Linked DNA regions of Homo sapiens: region 1 is linked to region 2. The links are chromatin loops, found by intact Hi-C in ENCODE. Cell type or tissue: MCF 10A. All regions are shown on one strand. Links, peaks and the distances in the headings refer to the core of each region. The heading gives the core; the rest is flanking DNA. Region 1 overlaps CEP83 (centrosomal protein 83). Region 2 has its middle 2.7 kb from the start of PLXNC1.

Region 1 (2,813 bases), core at 56-2,555, 290 kb before region 2:
CTGCGGTAGTAGAAGGGGGATATAATCTTGCCCTGCATTGGCAGGATAAGTACTGGGGTTTCTCAGATGATGGACAGGCCCATAGAGCTCCCGAGAGTTCATGTCTTTTGTCTTTGGAGTTTTTTGGCTGTCTTGTGGCATTTGCAGCAGTAAACTGCTTTTTTCAAAGGGTCTGTCTCTCTGTTTTTTTGTGGACAGTCATGCAGAAGTATCGTTAGAGGACAAATGGGTATGCTCTAGCAGTAACAAACTGGGGGAAACTTAGTAAGTCCTGTTTGTTCAGATTCCTCTTTGTGTCTTCTCTCCTACAGGTATAGGGAGGACACCTCTGGATTGAGGATCTTATGACCTACTTTAGAGGAAGGTGAGATAAACCTTCTTGCTTCTGCTTTTTTCTCAAATGCCAAGGTGCCATATTTTGGGTAGTCTGTCTTAAATCCCATCTTTGAGCTTCTGTTATAGAGAGAACATGTAAGTAGAGGGGGATTCATAAGCAGAGAGAGGTTAGGAACTAGGGTGCAAATTTCAGTGTCATTCAGATAAAGTAATAGATGAAGCTTTGAGAGGTGCAGCTTGACTTTTCTTACAAGATGGGAATAAGGGACCAGAGAATAAGGAAGAGTATTTAATAATTTCAGTTCAAGTGAAGGGACTAGTATAATGCTTTATACAGGTTGAGGATCCCTAATCCCATAATCCAGAATGCTCTGAAATCTGAAACTTTTTGAACACCAACATGACACCGTGTGGAAAATTTCAAACCTGACCTCATGTGATGGGTTGCAGTCAAAATGCAGGCATACAACACGCAGTTTATTAAGCACCTTCAAGGGAAAAATAAAATTACCTTCAGGCTATGTGTATGTATAAGGTATATATGGAACATAAATGAATTTTATGTTTAGACTTGCGTCCCATCCCCAAGATACTCATTATGTACATGCAAATATTCTAAAATCTGAAAAAATTCAAAATCTGAAATCCTTCTGGTCCCAGGCATTTTACATAAGGGATATTCAACTTGTATTTACAGTTAGTAAAGTGCTTTTGCCTACCTAATATTGTGACATTTTTAAAAGTTTGATTTTTCAACCTTAACTTTTCAAATGTATTATTATACTTGTACACATTAACTCATTACTATGGTTTTGAGCTTTCCTATTTTCTAAACCGGTTTTCTTACGTCTCTGCTGTAAAAAATATTTTCTAAGATAATTTGTATAACTTGAAAAGTCTTACCACAAGGTGTCATTGTAACCTATAAAAAGAATTTCCATGTAAACATTTGCGTTATCATTTGTACAATTTTTACATTTTTTTGTGTATAAACATTTTTTTGTTTCATATCTCTTATTTTTTAGTTGTATCCTAATAGATTGTGTATCTCTTGTATTAAAGGAAAAAATAAAATAGCTCATGTTCTTGAGTTCTCATATTTTTGCACAAACATATGCTTTCCACCCACAAATTCTTTAAGAGTGTGTTGCTATAGAGATGATTTGTTTGAAGGAAAGAATGAGGAGGAGTAGCAGCAGGTGGACATTTAAGGAACAAAATCCTTATTTTATGTCTTTGTTCCCGACAGAGCCAGCTTTAGAGTTTGCCCCTCTGCTTATGAAATCCCTATGGAAAAAAGGTAGTTATTCTGAGTGTTTTACAGTGATGGTATTTGCAGTTTACTAAGATTCATTTGCCAAAGGTCAGTGTACAGGATTCCTCATTCTTATGTAGGATTAGTGCTTGAAGTAATTGTAATCTTTGAAACAACCTTTCTTTCACTTTAACTGGATTCCATTTTAGTGTTTATTCTTTGCTTTCCTATCTTGGTTTCCTGATAGGCCTTTTAACTAGTGACATTAAAATACTTTTTGCTGGGGGATGGGTATAGGTATCTAATTATTAACTCCTGCTCTTGCTGCCCCCAAATTAATTTTCTTTTCTTTTCTTTTTTTTTTTTGAGACAGGGTCTCACCTCGTCACCCAGGCTGGAGTGCAGTGGTGCGATCTTGGCTCACTGCAGCCTCGACCCTCCTGGGCTCAAGCGATCTTCCCACCTCAGCCACCTGAGTAGCTGGGACCATAGGCACATGCTACCACACCGGGCTAATTTTTGTATTTTTCTTAGAAACAGGCTTTCACCATGTTGCCCAGGCTGTTCTTGAACTCCTGAGCTCAAGGCATCTGCCTGCCTTGACCTCCTAAAGTGCTAGGATTATAGGTATGAGCCACTGCGCCTGGCTTCAAATTAATTTTCAAGATTATTGACTACCTGCTGCTACTGTCTTAGTTAAGGCCCTCATTATTACTTTCCTGGACCTTTGATCTCCTTTTCTTTTTCTCTTTCTTCTATTCTTCCTCCTCAAATCTATCCTCTGCAAATAAACGACTTATTTTTCTGAAATGTAAATGTGAGTCTACCCCGTAATGTCTTCTATCCATCTAAAAGTTTAAAATCTTTCACTGGCTCTCCAAGACCATGGAATAAATTCCAGTCTTCTGCATGTGGCCTTCTAGGCCCTACCTTACCTCCCCAGGGTGTTCTCCTCTCCTCTGCCCTCCACCACTAATGTTCTTCTCCTTAATCTCCATTATTTTGCACTTGATGTTTCTTCCTTGCATCCCTTTGTTAATTTTAGCTGCTGCTTTGTGAAGTTTTCCCTGGCAGCTTCACTAGCAGAATTAGGGTTCTCTCCCTTGTCCATTCATACTACTGGTAAATATGTTATAATATTTTATAATTTTTTTGAAGTTCCTCTCTTTTTAAATTGGCACATAGTTTACATATTTATGAGGTACATGTGTATTTGTTACAT
Region 2 (2,813 bases), core at 282-2,781:
GGCAGCTGCGGGCACCATCAGCACCCTTACAGTCTGGCAGATGAGCCAGGGGGTGCATAGGAGTGGAGGGTGCTGAGGACCTCTATGGATCGTTGGGAAATGATCTCTGTTCCTTCCCAGGCTATTTCCAGACCCCAGGCCCCAGGGAGGGCAATTGGCTGCTATCCCCTTTCTTCCTTCCCTCCAAGTTCCCCAGCTCGAGATGCTGTTTTGGGAAGGGAAAGGAATGAGGTGGCTTTTGTCCCATGCTGAGTCCTGCCGAAGGTTGCAGGTTTCAAACTTCTCCAACAGTGCTTCAAGTTCTCCCCAGTGCTGAGGGATATGGCAGGAGTTCTGGAAGGCTTAAGGAAAGAAGGGTGAGGTGGAGGGAGAAGAAGAGAAGTGTGAGTTTCTGCTCTAGATGTGAAGTTCAAGGATCCTATCATTTCAGCAGTGGCTCTCATACACTAAAGTCAGAGTGGTCATCTTTTCATTCATAAGCCTTTCATTTGCAATTGGATAACATTATCTTTGCCTGGCAGGAGGCAGAAAATGCCTTCCCACGAGATATGAGGTTGCCCTTTGTGCTGTGATGATGGTGTTGGAGTGTCCATAAGGAGAGGGGAGGAAGAAGGGGAAAGGCCTAAAGTACCCAGTTGGTGTTAATCGGGACATCTCAGGCAAGACAAGTCAGATGTTTCACCTGCTCCAAAATATCTGGCCTTGCTCCCCCACTCCCTGCCCTCCTGGAATGCTTTCAGAATTTTTGCACCTCTGGAAGTGGGAAGATCAATATTTTAAAAACCTCATCCGAAGCTCAGAGACCCCCTCCACAGCATAGTAGGGGATTTATGCGCTGGTGTTTTGACAGTTTTCCCTGTGACTGATGCAGAACTCAGTGACCTTCACTGGCTCCGTGAACCAGCGGTGGCAGTGTCGCTATGTGCTGAGAAGCAACAGTTCAATTCCATTCCAGAGATAGTTTTACTTCACTGGTAACCAAGTCATTTCTCTAAGTCCCGTAGAGTTGGTACAATCAGTCACAGACCATCTTGGGAGCTATTTGGATTAAACATACTCTGTGGTGCGGCATTTTGATCACTACTCAGTTCATTGCTGCTTCATTTTGAAAAAGAAACAACATCTTAAAAATACTACCCACAAGAAGTATAAATGGCTTTGATGGCTACAGTTCCCTGCCATTCTACTGGGACCATAAGCCCCACTCTTAAGAGTGGGCTTCTTTTGCCTCCCATTTAATTGTATGCAGACTCCTACGGTGAAAGAAATCAGAATCTGTGCTAACTTTTTGGCATGAAAAACGTAGGCGACGAGGAAGCATATAAATGCATTCTTTGCTGATTCTACCCCCATTTTGTACAAACATGTTTGCCCCTTCCCAATTTTCTTGTGTACTAAAGCTCCACCTTCAGGACACAAGTTCACATTTGAAAAGTGTGGGAAATACGAACAACTGAAATAAATATTTAGGCATGCGGGTTCTGTATCTCTTTGATCACTTTCTCTTGGACACCACCGTCTGGCCCAGGGGTGCAAGTCCCTTTGGTGACAAAGCTTCCCTCTCCAACTGGCCGAGCCCATCTTGTTGGGTGTCACTTATAGCACATTTCGGAACTCCTTGTAACACAACTGGCTGAAACCCAAAAAAAAAAAAAAAAAAAAGAAGATGGTGCAGATTTATCCTCCAGACAGAGGCCTGCTACCACGGAAACAGGCAGTTCAGACCGATTCTGAGCAGTTTTATTTGCAGCGTTCACTAGATGGGAAAGTCTTCATAATGAGAAAATATCAAGTCCCTCAGGCACCGAAGGCAATCTGGGTTAACCAGGCCATCCACAATCAGACTCATTTCTGGTGGACAGGACTTTATAGATTCAGTGGTTTCCTGCTGGGGCCCAGGACATTAAGAACTGTTCAGTAGGCAATTGGTCACAGTCACAAGATGGCTATCATTGGTGCTTCAGTTTTCTTTCTGATTTTCTTTCTTTTTTTTTTTTTTTTTCATCTGACAGTGGTCTGTAGCATGACTTGGCTGGCAGAGATTGAAAGCAACTGAGAATATTTGTTCTGGTGGTCAGTGAATTCTCTCTAAGCCTCATCTACATAGCTACAACCCCCTGTGCAGAATTTGGAAATACCACCCAGTGGGTGGAATAGTACCTGTATTGTCCTCTTAGGTTTTAAGCAGACCACTTCTTCCTCCACAGTTTTGCTGATATCTATGTGGTCTTCCACATCGAGGCCCTTATCAAAGCTCCCAGGCCCTTTTGGTGGCTGACAGGAAAAAGAAATGAGCCAGTCTTCTTTCTAGTCTGCTGATGAGTAGATGGTTGAAAAAAGATTAGAGGAAGAGCTGTTTAATAAGTTCGCATTGGTGCTGAGAGATGAGTTGGACACAGTTCAATCAACATGAAAAGTCTCTCTGACATGGCACAGTTAAGACGTGGCTGAAGGAACTCAGTGCCTCATCCTCTCTGCCCACCCAACATGGCCCCAGACGATTGCTGGGCATTCTTATGCTTGGTGATAGTGCCCCCATGCCATGGTTTAAAGTGAGGAAGGCTTGTGGTGTTCCTTCAGTAGGTGGGACTTGGGGGTCACTCCCAACATTACAGTTGTCATCTTTTTCTTTGTCATGATTTAATAGCTCATGGTCATTCGCCAGCAGAGTGCAAATGTACACTGGAGGGTGGAGTGGAACGTACAAGAAAATGACTCTTTACTCAAAGTCCAATGACTGTCTTTAAGCTAAATAAGAGCATTCACTCTGCTTTAGGGAGGGATGAGCTATTGCCTAAAAAGACATAACATAG

The links. Hi-C counts contacts between places; a loop is a spot of excess contacts. Peaks named below come from ENCODE experiments on the same cell type or tissue, not always from the same donor. Only the 100,000 strongest peaks of a DNase experiment are listed, where the experiment ranks them.
Region 1: it touches region 2 in a loop (10-fold over the local background); 80 of 110 quality-filtered maps call a loop at or near these places.

Annotation. Positions count from the first base shown.
Region 1 is chr12:94,432,826-94,435,638 of GRCh38, reverse strand. It overlaps CEP83 (centrosomal protein 83), which reads left to right. Exons shown (of 17, transcript NM_016122.3): 2 at 312-364. Among named protein-coding and RNA genes, the nearest start is that of CEP83, 26 kb to the left of the region's middle. RefSeq lists an enhancer at 86-135. In MCF 10A, for the core only: a CTCF peak has its summit at 1,249 (motif pointing right); no DNase peak of the experiment used is centred there.
Region 2 is chr12:94,144,437-94,147,249 of GRCh38, reverse strand. No RefSeq gene overlaps it. Among named protein-coding and RNA genes, the nearest start is that of PLXNC1, 2.7 kb to the left of the region's middle. In MCF 10A, for the core only: CTCF peaks have their summits at 1,246 and 1,463; no DNase peak of the experiment used is centred there.